2 separate regions of the Homo sapiens genome follow, and region 1 is linked to region 2. The links are chromatin loops, found by intact Hi-C in ENCODE. Cell type or tissue: heart left ventricle. All regions are shown on one strand. Links, peaks and the distances in the headings refer to the core of each region. The heading gives the core; the rest is flanking DNA.

Evidence for each region. Hi-C counts contacts between places; a loop is a spot of excess contacts. Peaks named below come from ENCODE experiments on the same cell type or tissue, not always from the same donor. Only the 100,000 strongest peaks of a DNase experiment are listed, where the experiment ranks them.
Region 1: it touches region 2 in a loop (3-fold over the local background); 5 of 110 quality-filtered maps call a loop at or near these places.

Annotation. Positions count from the first base shown.
Region 1 is chr22:32,694,546-32,702,880 of GRCh38, forward strand. The region is part of intron 6 of SYN3 (synapsin III); the gene reads right to left. Among named protein-coding and RNA genes, the nearest start is that of TIMP3, 100 kb to the right of the region's middle. In heart left ventricle, for the core only: no CTCF peak of the experiment used is centred there; a DNase peak (open chromatin) is centred at 4,566; H3K27ac peaks cover 3,807 bases.
Region 2 is chr22:32,616,295-32,624,629 of GRCh38, forward strand. All of the region lies in intron 6 of SYN3 (synapsin III), which reads right to left. It overlaps LOC107985545 (a long non-coding RNA gene), which reads left to right and starts at 5,234. Exons shown (of 3, transcript XR_001755504.2): 1 at 5,234-5,622; 2 at 7,659-8,335. RefSeq lists an enhancer at 1-340. In heart left ventricle, for the core only: no CTCF peak of the experiment used is centred there; DNase peaks (open chromatin) are centred at 3,647, 5,913 and 6,260; H3K27ac peaks cover 6,673 bases.

The DNA.
Region 1 (8,335 bases), core at 259-8,258, 78 kb after region 2:
AAGATAGTTGGCCCTCCATGTCCCTTAGTTCTGCCTCCACAGCTGAAGGCAGTTGAAAAATATGGTATTCTCAGGATATGAAATCGTGTACAGGCAGGACCAACTTTTTGTATCCACGGGTTTCAAGGGGCCAACTGTAGGTGCTAAAGTATGCATGGATTTTGGTATGTGTGGGGATCCTAGAACCAATCCTCTATGGATACTGAGAAATGACTATATATTTTTGGGGGGACTAGATTTCATTATCAAGTTGTCCACCTCCTCTATTGAACTTATGAGTTCCATGCGCTATTTTCTCTGAGTCTGTGCTGGTGAATGTCTTTCAGCTACTTTATACATGAAAGTCAACCAGACTGGCTTTTAAATTTGAAATGTGTTTGTTACAATAGCTTCAGAATTTTGTACCTGTTCCTTTTGGCACTAAAGGATAAAGAGAAGTTGGAGGCCAGCTTTATTTTTCCTTCAGAATTTTGACTGAACATTCTCCGTCAAAGTTCTATGGTATATTAAGACCACTTTTAATTCTGTAGAGGCATTTCTTTAGTTCAGAAAAGTTTTCTTTTATAATATCTTTGAATATGTTTCTGTCTTATTGCTCTGTTCCTTTCTTTAGGAATGTCCAGCATGCATATTCATATTTCCTAAGTATTTTTCATTATTTTATTTCATTGTTTTTATTATTTCTCCTTTTCTTTCATTAAAAAACTCTTACTATGTTACTGACTCTATTATCAACTGAATAAATCCCACATTCTGCTGATGCTAATTTTCTCCTCTGTAATGGCTTTCATTATCATTTTCATTTTTTCATCCCATGTTAGATCTTGTCTGCTTGTTTGTAGTTTTACTTTGGAAACGTCTTGTTGTGTTCTGTTATTTTCTCAGGGATGGAGTCAAGCTGGGGCTACCAGCAGATTCCATTTGAGTTTGGTGTCTCAGAATTTATCAGATATGCTCTTCCCTGGGGACACATTTCCCCCAGGTTTTGAAGCATTCCCATGAGTATGAGGTCAGTGTGGGTCACCAGAAAGCCCCACAGATTCATGGGTCCTCTGACTGGCCATTTAATGTTTATGCATCTCTTCTGCTGACAAGCTGCAAGGCTGACTGCTGCTCCCTTTCTCTTCCACCTCACCTCTAAGACATTTAAGCAATGGAGGTCAGGGTTTGTACTACTGGCTATCCACATAGTGCCTTCCTATCCACAGCCCTGTCTCCCTTGCCCTTTGCCTTATAGAAATGAGTCACTACAGGGAACTTTACTCTTCTATGACTCACCTACCTCTCTTTTCCTTTTTTTTTCTCCAATAAATGATTATTTATTCAGCCTTTAGGGATCTTTTATCTTACTTTCAAGAAAATCTGGTAACATATAGGACTCCTCTTTTTGTCTTCCTCTGATGAAACCCAAACTTCACTGAATGTGGCAGATATGGGTTTTAGCCTGTTTTCTTTAGAGTAATATTAGCTTCTGTAACAACTGAACACACCTCCAAATTGCAATGGTTTAACATGTTATATATTCATTTCTCACTAGTGTAAGGGTCCAGTGCTGATGTTCCTGGTCAGCAGGTAGATGCCATATGGTGAGTCAGAGGACTGGGCTCCTTCTCTTTTGAGGGGTCTTGGAGTACCCTGAATTCTACTAGGGGAAGGGCAAAGAGAGAGAGTAGAGAAGGTGTTCCCATCTCTTGACCATGCTGGCCCAGAAGTGACATAGATCACATCTGTTCACATTCCAGCTTTGAGAACTCATCACATGGCTCAACTAAATGCAAAGGAGTGGCTGAGAAATGTGGTCCCTGCCTGGGCAATTGTTCCTTACCCACTCCTCTCTATTATGGAAAGACAGGAATGAACTGTGGTGAGCAGTTAATCATCTTAGCCCATAGCCATTTTCTAGTTGTATTGAAGATGGAATTTTCTGTTATATTTTCATTCTTTTTGTTGCTTTCAGTGGGTTTCAGAGAAGGGAGTACAGTAAACATCTTTTAACTTGTTTACAAGTATGTCTTTTCCACCCATCTGTGATCTCCTCTAAATGGGGACCATGACTTAACTTGTTTTCTATTTTCCAGCACCCAGCATGATGGCTGACACAGAGCAGATGCTTAATAAATGTTTCTTGGATGAAAAAATGAATGCATTCCTGTCCTGAGTGGGTGAAAACGGCTCTTCCCACCTTCCTTATTCTCAACTTACTCTTCCTATCCCCTCTCTCTCCTCTCTGTAGGAGAAAGGAGGAATTGTCAGGATGGCTCCATTCTTTTTTCTCTGTTTCCCCTTCTTATCATGGTTTGGCTCAAGGCTTGTGTCTCCTGTCTCCAGCATTGATTTACCTCTCCCCAGAATGAAATTTCATTCTAGCTTTGCCTGTGGTGCAGCCTGCTTCCTGCTGCCCAACCGTTTAACAATGTCCTCCTTGCAGCTTGGGGAAAGACACTGGGGAAAGAAAAATCTCTCTCTGTCCACAGAACCATAACTCACTGGTAAGGTAGCCAGCTGCCCTATCACTCCAGCTGGTGTTAAAAGTCATGGACATTAAGTGGGACTAGGATGTGGATCGAACATGTATGAAGGAGCCTGCCCAAGAGGAGACCCTCTCCTGCTTTAAATGCCCTGATCTAAGTGGGCCACTCTATTAAAATCCACCTACAGTGGCAAGTTACTTTTCTAAAATAGAGAGTCCTCAGGAGGAAACATCAACAGAAATGGAGTAGAATGAAGGAGCTCAGAGCATGATCACTGGAATCCAACAGACTTGTGTTTAAATCCTGCTCTGCCATTTACTGGCTGTATGACTTTGGACACATTATGTAAGCAATTTGAGCTTCAGTTTCTTCATTCATAACACTGAGATAATTATATCTATCCTGTTGGGTTGTTATGAGGATGAACTGAGTTCAATTCTAGGCATGTAAGAGGCATTCCATATTTTTTGAATGAATAAATGCCAAATGTACATAATGTAATGCCTGGCACGTTGATAAGCAATCCATATAAGATGGTTGTATCAGTAATGATAGGCTAGGTTGGCTAGGTTTACAAAAGTACCAAATTCCCCAAATCCCATGTCTTAAAACAAAGAAAGTCTATTCTTGATGATGCAATATGTTCACTGAGGGTCAGCTGGGGACTCTGCTTCAAGTCATCCTGAGGCTGATAGAACAGCCACCACCTGGAATGCTATCAGTCACTGTGCATTCACATTCACAGGCAACGTATATTTTTCTAGTTCTTGATTCCGAGTCTGGTCACTTGACTGACTCTGGCCAGTGGGATTTGAAGCAAATACAGACTTGAACAAGCACTCACACATTTCTGCTTGAACTTTGATACTCTGCCATCAGCATGAGAGCATGCCTGAGCTAGCCTGCTGGAGCAAGAGAGATGCACGGAGCAGAGCTGAGATGCCCAGTCCCCCGGGCCATTCTAAGTTAGTTGACATCTAGGTGGCCCCCAGCTACGTGAACAAGACCAGGCAAGATCAGAAGAGTCAACCCTAGCTGACCCCAGATTCATGAGCAATAAACACTTATTGTTTGTTGTATGTAGAGGTTTGGGGGTTGTTGGTTAAACACTATTATTGTGGCAATAGATAACTGATACACCCTGCCTTGGCTTCAAGTTCTGAAGTATATAGAACTCTGCACCTCTTCACATTCCTCAGAAAAAATTCACACAGTAGATTCTACTGACAACTTCAAGGTGGGGTCTGAAGGGGTTTGACATCACATATCTGCATGAATCTCTATTGATCATGGTTTTTCTCCCCCGTTTCTTTGGCTGAGATGCTAACCAGAGCTTCTCTATCACTCTTACCTTATCAGAATTGTGTACAAAGTTCTGCCAACTTATATCCACTCTATTCTCTACCTGTTCATCTCCCATAAAATCTCTTACCGTTTCTTTCACAGAACAATTCATCCTTGCCCCAGATGTGGAAGCCCCACATTCCAAACCCAAAAATGTGGCAAAGTGTTTTTTTTGCTGTTGTTGTTGTTTGAAGGACCTACCTCCTTAAAAGCTAGTGTTTTATAAATAATAACTCTTGTTTGTTTTTCTTCATCATTAGAAAGTCTGTAAAGGGCAATGATGGTGGATTATTAGTTCTGTTATCCTTAGTACCTAGCAAAGCTCCAGAATCATTTTAGGTAGTTAGTAAATGCAATTGGAAATACACATTGTTATTGAAAGAATTTTAGAGCATCTATATACCCTTAATATCACTCTTTGGTGATTAACTGAGAGCTAACTGTAGGAAGTAAATACTATTTATCTTCTCTGTACTTGAAGAAGATATGGGACATTAATTTCTGCAAGTACTCAGTGGCATGAGATGGAGGAGGGTAGATAATGTGTTCCAGGATGGGGGGGTGACACATCATCTTCATTTTATCTACCCAAGGTTGTGAGGCCCCAGTAGGTCATCCGTGTCCAAAGTTAGAAAGCCAATAAGAGATTGACCGGAGACAAACATCTGGACTTACTCTCCACTGAACCAGACATTCAGCCTTGGCGCTAGACGCTCTGAAACTTGGCCGGGCTTCCCACAGAGCTTGGCCCAGGGTCTCCAGTGGCTCCATTGAGCTTGGCGGAGCACATTGACAGAGTTGGCCCAGAAAGACTCCAGGACAACACCCAAACTCCACAGTGCCCCCACCATGGAGTACTTGTTTTGGGGGGCTTTACGTGATGGAGGGCAGGGTGTGGACAGCCCCTGGCATGTAGGCTGAAGTTGGTTCTGACAACCCAGACCTCCACATGGGCCGTTGGGCTCCCCTGAACCCTGCTGGGCTCAGTTCAGGAGAAATGCTCTTGCCAATGGGCAGGGAGGCTTAGCATTCCACCCCTGCTCTTTTAATCCCCTCTGTGCAGGAATGTTCCACTGCAGAGACAGCAGAGCTTGCAGAGACAGGAGGTGGTGCCAAAAGGGAGAGAGTGGTGGAGAAACAGTTTTGATGAGATTTAGGGTGGTGTGTGTGCAGGGATGGGGGTAGGTGCTGAGTTAGGCTCTACCATGGACTCACTGTGTGACCTTGACCAAGTCACATTGCTCTCGGGGCCCAATTTGTTTACCTTCAAAAGATGAGGATAGACAAAAAAGATACAAGATTCATTTCTGGATAAAGCTGTAAAATTCTAAAAGCTGTTTTACTTGTGAAGTCCAAAGTAAGATTCTGTTTTTCATCTACAGGGCCTCTCCTCTAGAGAGATTTGTATACAAGTGCATTTGTAGGAAACAGGGTGTCTGTCTTAATGGGAATATCAGAGTCTACCTCTCATCTCAGTTCTAGAATTTTAAGCACCTTGAGGCAAGGTCTATGACTCATACCGCCCAGGACATAGAATTCCTCTGAATGTAATAAATAGAAGAGCACTTTGAGGTCATCGAATCCAATCTTCTTAGTTTTAGATGGGGGATAATGGGACCAGAGAAGGGAAGTTGTTCTCTCAATATTATACAATGAATCTCAGGCCCGGAACTCAGGTTCTCTGCTCCTAGAACAAAGCTTGTTCCAACAATCGAAAATTTCTGCCTGAAATTTTGTATACGGTCTCTGAATTCCAAGGCTTTCAGATGCTTCCTCTTTTTAAAATAGGCTTGACTCCTCCCTCCTTTGGGCAACTTTCAGGTTAACTCAGGGATTGACTATGGAGACTATAAGAGTCTTAAGCTCATGTGAAGTCTGTGAAATTCCACAGGCTTAAAGTATCCCTTGGGAATCTGAGAGATTTTGCCCAAGTAGCCCAAGCCTTGGACAGCAGCCTCCCTGGAAGGGATGTGGCTCCTGCATTATCTGGTCCCAACTCCAGCTCCAGGATAGGATCTCTGAGCTGACATAATACGGCCCTATTGTAAACAAGGGAGGGTCATGACCCTCCACAAATGACTAACATGCTAATTTGAAAAGTCTGCCTGGACTAGAAAAACAAACAAGAACAATGAAATTTAAGGCAACATTTTAGACAACCAGGAGGCAAGGGGAAACTCAGAAACATGAAAAAAGGAGTCCCCAACAGCTATTGTCCCTTTCATAAACACTCACTAAGCACCGGTCACGTGCCAACCAATGCATCAGCCAACACAAGAGGAAAACACATCAAGCCAGCCCTCTAAGACCTCACAATTCTAGGGGATTAGACAAGCACTCATATGGCCAGTGCTTCTAGGCTGTAAATGAAAAATAGCTTTAAACACCATGTAATAGGAAGCAGCCTCAGCCCAGATTTCTGTATTGAACTTCAGACCAGCAGCCTGCCTAACATCAACCACTTGGATGTCTCATAGGTAACGCATCTTCAAAACAGATCTCATGGTTTTTCACCCCAAATTTCCACTGTTCTGTTAGAATAAGTGACACCATCATTTACTCAGTTGCTCATTCCAGAAATGGGAATCATCCTCGATAACTACTTCTCCCTCGTTAACTCCTCATATTCATTCAATCAATCCCTAAGTCCTATAAATTCTAAACATATTTTAAATATGCCCCATCTTAACTGCTGCTTCCCTGAAAGCAAGTCAACATGATCACTTTTCTCAACAGACTCAGAATTAGCCTTCTAGAATCCACTGTTGTTTCTAATCTGTTCTCTGCAGAGTAATAATAAGACTGATTTTTAAAGAAACACACACAGTTGATTGAGTCACACTCTTGCTTAAAAAGCTTCAATGAGGACTTGTGATTCCATCCATGAATAATTAGCTGTTACAGAAACTGCCCTCCCACTGATGCAATTACTTAACTGCTCATCAGAACAAAATCTAGTATTCTTGAAATACACACAACAAAATCCACCACCTAAGAACATAAAAATCACAATACCCAGCATCCAGTAAAAAATTACCAGGTATGTAAGAAAGCAGAAAAATATAACCCATAACCAGGAGAAAAATGAATCAACAGAATCAGATCAAGAAATTATAAGAAGGTTGAATTTGTAGACAAGGACCATTAAAAAGCTGCTATTAAGTCTTACAAATATGTCCAAGGATATAAAGAAAAACATGAAGCTGATGAAGAAAGAGGTTAAAGATGTAAAAGGATGCTCATAGAATTTATAGAGATAAAACATATAATATCTGAAATGAAAAATACATTTAAGTGAAATTAAATGCAAATTATATACTATAGAAGACAACTGAAGTTGAAGCTGTAGCAATAGAATCTACCCAATATAAAGCACAGAAAAACAAAACAAAACAAACAGTGCCGCAGTGAGCTGTGGAACAATAGCAAACAGTCTGACATTATGTGTTATTGGAATCCCAGAAGAAGAGAGGGGAGTACAGAAAAAATTATGAAAATATTAATGAAAAAAATGTTTCCAAACAATGGAAATTTTAAACCCAAGAAGCTCAATGAACCTGAAATAAGAAGAAAAAACACAAAGAAAACCATACTGAGGAACTTATTTTTGTGTGTGTGATTTAAGTATTTTCTTGATTTTCTTTCAGGAATAAATTCATGTATTTATTTTCAATATTTTGGTAACACATAATAGATATGGACAATGTAGACAGTAAACAACAAATCTAATTATTTACGTATTATCTTCTGAAGCGTAGAGACTTAGTGACAGGAATGTCTAATCCATTGTTGAGCTCATTGATTCCCAAGATAAAAATAAAGTAATAGAAGCATCGGCCAGGCGCTATGGCTCATGCCTGTAATCCCAGCACTTTGGGAGGCTGAGGCGGGTGGATCACGAGGTCAGGAGATCGAGACCATCCTGCCTAACATGGTAAAAACCTGTTTTTACTAAAAATACAAAAAAATTAGCCGGGCGTGGTGGCGGGTGCCTGTAGTCCCAGCTACTCGGGAGGCTGAGGCAGGAGAATGGTGTGAACCCGGGAGGCGGAGCTTGCAGTGAGCCGAGATCGCACTCCAGCCTGGGCCACAGAGTGAGACTCCGTCTCAAATAAATAAATAAATAGAAGCATCTAAATTAAGGTAGTTATTTTTCACCTATCTTGTCTGCACTATTTATCAGTGATTCTGAAACTAAGAGCCCTCAGACCTGAATTCTTTTCGTGTTACAAAAGATCTTCTGATATCCACTTAACATATGTTAACCTTTAGCATTTGACATTTATTAGTCATGGCTTTCAAATGAAGTACTTAATTAAAATCAAAGTGCCATTGTCTTTAGCAATCCTGAAAGAACTGGGTATGAATTAAAATTAGAAAAAAAAATGACAGTGGTTTTAAGAGTACCATAGTTCCTGTGTGAATATTGCAGTTGTTTGAAAAATTTTATAAAATATTCTTATTATCAAAATCGAATTTAAAGTTTAATGATGCAGTAAAGTTGAGACATTCACAAAGAA
Region 2 (8,335 bases), core at 49-8,048:
AGGAAACTTCCAGGGTCTCTGACAGAGGGGAAAACGACCAGGGCCCAAACACGACTAGGGCCTTATGCTAAGGACGGACATGTCTCTGGCTGAGGGGCCCCTTTGAGGGAGGAGTCATTGCTGACACCTGGTGATGAAGGTCACAATTGTTCAGTGTCTCCTTGTGGCAGTCGGGCCACAGTAGCCGCACAGACACAGGGCACTGAATCCACACGAGAGGCCTGTCATAGTGCTGAGTATAATAGCATCCCTAGTTCACAAACAAGACCACTGAGACTCAATTCAATAGCTTGTCCAGGCAAGGCTGAAGCCAGAATCCATGCTTGGGGACCAGATCGCCTCTCTGGGGGACACAGAAAGGACCCAGACCCTACCCTCGAAGGGTTCCCAGGCTGGTGGGGGCAGCAGATCTGTAAGCAAATGATTTCAACTCAGAAATATCAACATTCAGGAGAATTACGAAGAAAAAATGCTATAGAAGCAAAGAAGAGTGAGTGATGACCTGTGGAGGACAGGAGGTTGTTGGAAGAGGTATCATGGACAGTGCATAGGGGAAATTTGCACTGGGCTTTGCTGGTCATGCAGGAGTGTGCCCAACAGAGGAAAGGACGTTCCAGGCAGAAGTGGCCACAAAGGACACAAGGCCCAAAGGTGTGAAAGTGGTTGGAGGATTCAGGAAACAGGGCCAACCACAGGGATGGAAGGTCAATGGAAGGCGCTGCGGGAGGGAAGGGCTGGCCAAGGCTTCACGTTTAAGAAGGGCCTCAAATAGAGATTCCTCAATGGTCTCTCCAAATGAGGGCAGACATACAATCACTACGCCGTGTGTGTATGGATGTGGGTGTGTGTTAAAAACATTGGCTTGTTAAACGTGCACATTAAAGCTGTACCACAAATTCAGTTATTCTGCCCCCAACAAACTTGGAGCCTCAACAAAAAAAGAAGGACCCTCCTCATCTGTCAGAAATACATGCTGAAGTATTTTCAGATGAAAGGACATGGTGTCTTGGATTGGCTTTAAAATAATCCAGTGTGGGGTTTGGAGCGGGGATGGGTGGGGACGTGGAGGTGATGAGATTGGGCACGTCCTGGAACTGGGCAATGGGAATACGGAGGCGCCTCACATCACTGACTCTGCATTTGCTTACATTTGAACATTTCCATGACACATCTTTTTTTTTCTTTTTTTTTTTTTAAAGAGAGAGAGCCCCTTGTTCTGAGTCATCCCGTGGAGCTCAGGATATTCAGTATAGGGAGAGAGAAGGATGAATGATGGGGAAGCGGGGTGGGACCCAGGGCTGAAAGGTAGATTTGGAGCCAAATTGTAAAAAGCCTCGTAAACTATTCTGAGAAGTTTGGACTTAATCCTGCAAATAGTGGGAAGCCCAGTAAAGAATTTTTAGTAGGGGAATGACACCATTAGATTCTCATTTAAGAAAGAACTCTTCTCTGGCTGGTGCCTGGAAGATGGAAGGGGTGTGTGTGAGGGAGGCAGGGTTAGGGAGAGGAGGGGTTGGGGTCAGGGAGAGGACCCTGCCCGAGGCTTGAGGAGAGCTTGTCAGCTGCGAGTCTAGGTGGGCGACCTGCCTTCTCCTCTATGCTGTTTCTGGAGCAAGACCTCTTCTATCTGCCTTAGTAGTAGGCACTCTATTGTGATTACTTATCACAATAAGTAATTCCTTATTGCAATACATCAATAAGGATCACTTAGTGACTCTCTCTCTGGCTAGACTAGGTGTAGCCACATCACGCCTATCTCAGTCCCTTCTTATCCCCGGAGCCTGGCATGACGCCTGGTAATAAACCACTGTTAAGTGAATACGGAAATGTATAGCACAGGGCTCTCCCTAACCACTAAATCTTTGATGATCGAACGGACAGATCCAGCACAGTGCCTGACACAGAGTCGTAGAGTAGCCCCTCAATAAATGTTCGGGAGCCAAACTGAGCTCGTGTGAAATTGTAGGAAACTGATGCCTGAGTGGGGCGAGGAGGGTTCAGGTCTCCCCTTAGGAAAAAGCAATTTCCTCCCAGCACGAGAGCTTCCAAAAAGGCAGTGGTTTCCAAGCTGAAAGTGGATGGGAACAAACAAACCGGGCACAAGGTTTGTCTATGAATGTGTCAGCCCTCGAAACTTATGTCTCCACATCTCTCTTGGCTCCTTGATGAGGTGCTTCCTCCATTTCAGATGGATGGTGTTTCTTTCCCCCTTCTAAAAAAAGCTTCTAGATGCTTTTAAATTAGGCAAATGAGCAAGGGCAATGTTCATTTTCCCCCCTTTCATTCTGAAAATGTGTGGCGTGCCAGAAGGCCTTTGGACGGAATGTTCAGAGGCTGCATAATAGAACAAGAGAGGCTGCCAAGCTCCTAAATCACTAACCAGACAATCTCAGGCCCTGGGACTTAGAGACCCCTGGGACAACATCATGAGCTGAGTCCGCAACAAGTGAAAAGATGGCCCACAGCCCAAGGTCTCAGCAGGAAAGGAAGCCCCTACCTTGAACAGCTGAAAGTTCAAAGTGGGCCACAGCTCCTTAAGCTCAGCTCTCTAGGAGTTGCCTGGTGATGGAGGACCTTGGGCCCCCTTCTGTAAAACCTCAGGGAGTAGATCCAATGCCAACACTTTCTTTGTGAAGCTCAGTTTACCCACTGGTAAAATGGGTCTAAGCTGAAGGACTGCAAAATAATAGAGAGGACTCTAAATGCAGGTGTTTCTACCTGTGACCTCCTCTCTATAGAATCTGTGAGGTCCAGAGCCTTAATATTGAGCATTTGGTTGCAGGGCCAGCAGCATCAGCATCACCTGGGCTCTTGTTAGAAATGCAGACTCTCAGGCCCCACCCCAGACCGGCTGCTCAGATTCTGCATTTTCACAGCATGCTTAGGTGATTCATGAACACGTTGAGGTCCGACAGCACTGGCCTACCTAACCATATGATCGTGGCTAAGTCGCTTTACCACTGGATTTTAATTTATTCATTTGTAAAATAAAAGTGATTAATTTAAATGGCACATAGACCTGAAATCCTATAAAGTTCATAGCCTGCTAATAAATACCAGCCTTTGATCCCAAAATGTACATAGGAGTTCCACCCCTGTTCTGAAATACCAGGTTTTGAATTGGGTCAGATAATCAACAGTGGAGGTCACTGGGTCAGACTGTGCTAGAGTGATGTGGAGGAATAAATGTGAACATTCATTCTGGAGGGTCTAGGACAAACCCATTTGAAATACTGTGTTACACTATGAGCCCTTAAATCTCAAATTTTGGTTTGGAAAATAGAGGCTCCCATAGCATCAGACACAGTCCCAACTCATGTTAGGTTGATTGCACTGATAGTATCAATTACTGACTTTCCTGTGTCCATGACCTTTACAACATGACTATGCAGTTCCTTCCACCAAGAGAAGGCATCTGTTTTCCCACCCTTTGAATCTGGGCTGGCCTTGAGACTTTCTTTGGCCAAGGCAGTGCAGCAGAAGTGTCCCAGTTCTGCCTAGGTCCCCAGAGACATTGCATGTTTCAGCTCTCTCTGGGACCCCGTAATCATTTTGTGAACTAGCCTGGGTTAGTTGGCTAGAAGATGAGAGAATACGTGGAAGAGTGCCTACTCATCTCAGATGAGAACAGCCAGGACTGGCTTACAGCCAGCTGACCTCCAAACACAGGAGAGAACCCAGCCAAGATCAGAGCTACCGACATGACCACAACTGACCACCAATGGATGAATAAGACCAGCTGAGACTAGAAGTGCCACTTAGCTGACTCATAGATTTGTGAGCAATAATACATTCTTATTATTTTAAGCCATTGAGTTTTTGGGTGGTTTGTTACACACCAATAGCTAACCGATACATAAACCTTAAAGATCTTAAATCTGGTTGGAAAAAATTTCAAACTTCTAAGATTGCCTCTAGCTTGAAAATGCCATGGTTCTTTACAAAAGAAAGGTTTAGAATATGGTGTCAAAAGTGAATGCCTTCAGGGGCTTTGAGTGAAGAGAGCCAGTGTACTCCAAAAACTTTTTTTTTAATACATATATGAATCACGAAAGGCATATTTCTCTACTTCCACAGGGAAATCTTGTGGCTTCCATTTTCCTTGAATCCTCTCAGTTTGCCTTTTGTTTCTTCACTTTTGGTATAGACAAGGTAAATAAGACATATTTTCTTTTCTCCTAACGATAAGGCCAACCAACCAGCAGCCTCAGTATGGGGGAACAACCTGGAGTGGTGGGGACTGGGGCAAAATAAGGAGCATATACCTGGTTTCAGTGGGTCAATGGTTGTCTTAAAAGAAAGAGGGCCCCAAATTGCCAGATCTTCTCAATTTTCAAGAGAACCCGGAAGCCTGCATTTTTGGATATGAACTTACCTAATTTTCAAACTTGAGTTCAAATTGTTTTAAGAAGCTTCACAACCCAAATCACTCTTTTTTTTTTTTAAACGGAATCTCACTCTGTTGCCCAGGATGGAGTGCAATGGCACTATCTCGGCTCACTGCAACCTCCGCCTCCCGGGTTCAAGGGATTCTTCTGCCTCAGCCTCCCGAGTAGCTGGGACTACAGGCACGCGCCACCAAGTCCAGCTAAGTTTTGTATTTTTAGTAGAGACAGGGTTTCACCATATTGGCCAGGCTGGTCTCGAACTCCTGACCTCATGATCCACCCACCTCGGTCTCCCAAAGTGTTGGGATTACAGGTGTGAGCCACCGCACCTGACCAACAAAACACTTTTGATGGCTGAAGTTGGTCAACAGCTAGAGACTCCTGGTGTGGACTGCTAATGCAGAAGGGTTCTGGAGCAAGAGCACATGACCATGTAAGACATTTACACCAGATCCCTCCATGCTCCCTTGGGCTCACCAGGAGAGCAGCTCCAGTCAGGGAAGTCTCCCTTTGCTGGGCCACTTGTGTTAAATGATGGTACTGCAGCTTTAGGAGGGTCAGGCAGGCTAGAACCACGCTGAGGGCCAGGTAAAGCTGGTCCTGGTAACTTTTGCCTTTTTTTTTTTTTTTTCCATTTTAGGGGCCTCGCTGACCTGTGACTTCATGATCTCATCACCCCAGTGACTTCAGGAATGAACCAGGAACGTATGCTCCAATTTTACCCCTTATTAGGCATTTTAGAGGGGATAATGATTCACTGAAAGACTGGGGCTCTAAAAGAAAAACCATCTCAGATGGAGGGTGGGCAGGACAGCTTGGATTTTGTGACTGCTGTTTACATGTGCTGTGTGGGTGCTGGTCTGCACAGGAGCCCTGGGCTTGGGGGTGAGAAAAGGCAGATCTTGCCAAGCAATGCACCTGGTGCTGGGAACTGCTTCTCGGCCTGAAGCGAGTGCTGCCTTTCCCAAATTTCCCTTACAGGGGGTGCCTTTTACCTACCTCACCCAAGGTCTCCCTATGTGCTAATCTCTATTTCAGAGAGAGGGAGAAAGACATTATGGAATCTCCTCTGTTAAGCGCTGCCTGCAGCATTTCGAAGTTAGGTAATATGGCCATTTCACAGAGGGGAAAACTGAGGCTCAGAGAAATTAAGAGACTCACTCACGTTCACCCAGCTAAGAAGTGGAAGAGCAGGCCTCCTGACTCAGATCTATGTGTCCATCCCAATGCCCAGGTGAGCCTTGCTGGGTCCCCAGAGGTGGGGCTGAGGATGGTGACAGATAGGTATAACTCCTGATATAACTCTTCTGCTTGACCTGGGCACCTCATTTCCTCCCCTACAGGAAGGGTGGAGTGAGCTCTGTAAGTACAGGCTAGGGGTGGGGAATCTGAACCCCACAAAAGGCCCTGTTTGCTTACAGTCCGCACAGCTGGGCTGGATTAGTCCAGCTTCGTAAATAGCTTTCGAAAACCAGCCGACTGGAAAAGTCCACTTTGTCCTGGAGAATGCACAAAGGCCCCACCCACATTCATCACTGTCCGCTGCCCTGTCTCCCCAACCCTGACCTCTCTATCTTGTGGCCCATCTCCACCTCCTCCTCTGGGCCTCAGTTGAAAAGAAAATTCTCAAATCCCCGTTCCCACCTCTATCAAACTCTTGAAAGACAGAACTGGAAGGAGAGGCAAGGAAAAGGAAATTCCTTTGAGGTCGAGCTGCCTGGATTTCCTTCTGCATCCTGCCTCATTTCCATGGAGCCTACCTTTATTGATTTGGGACCTGGGTCTTGAGGAAACTGGGGGCTGAATTTGGGGCCATTAGTGAAGCCCAGGGCTGCTTCCTTCCTGAGGGGCAGCTGAGGGGGAGGCCCAGCGCTGGCCTCAGAGGAGAGCAGCTGGAATGTGTTTTCTCACAGCCACACTTCGGTTAACATTCCAGAAAGTCAGAGCTGGGAGGGGCTTCCAGATTAGCAAGTCCAAAAGACTCTGACCCTGGGTTCCCTTGTTGAGCTGCAAAGGGGCTGTGGATCTCCAGAAATCGGATGCAAAAAAAAAAAAAAAAAAAAGTTTCTCTGTACTAGTGAGGAATTGGATTTTTGCAGGGAGAGGCTTCAAGCTTCGTTTTCTTAAAGGGGGCTGAGACACTCTTCCTACAAGTTAAGGACACAGGATGTTTCTAGTTTAGCTTGTGTTTTATGTAGAAGGGGAAACTGAAGCCCAGGGAGGGGACATGACATGCTCAGGGACAGAGATGTGACTGAGCTCATTTGAGAGCACAGCAGAAGTGTAGTTTAGGGGAGGGAGGGGCGAGGGAGACTTGTTCCTCCTGAACACATTTTCCGAAAGTGGGGCCTTTTCAACAGTGTCTACCACAACAGATTAGCCAAACAGCTATTTAAAAAAGGGATCAGACTTTAATGGAAGGAGCATGAAAGTGAGATTGTGAACCCCAGGGAGAGAAAGTTGTCACAGATTGTCAAAGGATAGTTTTTGCTTTTTTTTTTGTCATAGTTTTTTTTTCAATGGAGACAAGATCTCACTCTGTTGTTCAGGCTGGACAGCTGGGGCATGATCATTACTCACTTCAGTCTTAAACTCCTGGGCTCAAGTGATCCTCCTGCCTTGGTCTCCGTAGTAGGCCAAGGGACTACAGATGCATGCCATCACAGCTGGCTACTATTTTATGTTTTATTTTTTGTAGTGATGGGGTCTCATTATGTTGCTCAGGCTGGCCTTGAACCCCTGAGCTCAAGTGATCCTCCCATCTCGGCCTCCCAAAGCACTGGGATTACAGGTATGAGCCACTATGCCTGGCCAAGTTTTTGAAAATATGTATTGTGCACTTCCAGCAATCAATGGCGGTCTTCCCATAACCCCAACCTGCCTGCCCTGCCTGGCCTGCAGGCCTAGCTGGCAAACCTGGATATGCTCCTGGATCCCTGGAATCCAGACGTGCCACTTCCCACTCCATTCCTCTCCTTGCCATTCATTCAGCCAATATTTATTGATTTCTTTAACTCTGTATGAGATGTTGTGGATACAGTGGTGAACAAAACTCCATCTTCATAGGACTTATTCAAATTGAGGAAACTGATGGCATTTTTCTAATAATAAGAGGGGACTTGGGTCCAGGGTGGGGTGGCTGAACTCTGTCGGAAAAACGCTTCTCTGTGAGTGCCGAGGTGTCCCCTCCCACCATAAAAGAGGGTTCTGACGGGAATCGAGGACACCAATGCCCATTTGTTTCAGATTCGACATTCTCCATCTTGACAGGGTCCCCAAGGTTCTCCTGAGTCCAAGGACACCGCTGCCTCCCAGCTCATAACAAACGATGCTCACAAGCATGCCAGCCCTCTCCTTCTATGAGGCAATCCTCGGAGGCCCTTGCCAAGATCAACTGTTTGGACTTCTGCCTTGAAAACTGATCCTCTTCCGAGTCCGGTTATTGCTTTTCTGAAACATGGGGACAGTGACATCATCGCTCCCTCCCTGGCTTGGGGATTTGGTGGTCAGCATGAAGTCAGGGTTTGGAACGGTGCCTGTTCTCTGCCAATGCCCAGGGAGGCCTGGGTTGGGGGCTCTGGAGTGAATTGGGCTTGCTGGGGAAGTCCCCAGAGGCTGGGTGGGGGGTCACTTTCAAACCTGTTGCCAGCATCTGGGTCTGCCTTGCAGTCCCCAGGATGAGCAGCATTCTGAGGAGGGCTGAACTGATGGTCGGTGGATACACACCTGCCCGGTCATACCCATTGTCAGGCTATTGAAATACTTTCATCTCATTGGTAGTCATTTACCGGGAAGACTTCCTGCCACCTTAGCTGTACTGGCTTCTCCCCTGGGCCACCTCTCCATAACTCCTACCATCTAACACCTGTAGGGACCTGTCCAACAGTACTCTGATTGTTGGTGCCCTGCACCACACCCATGGATAAAGATTTCGGCGATGACTCCAG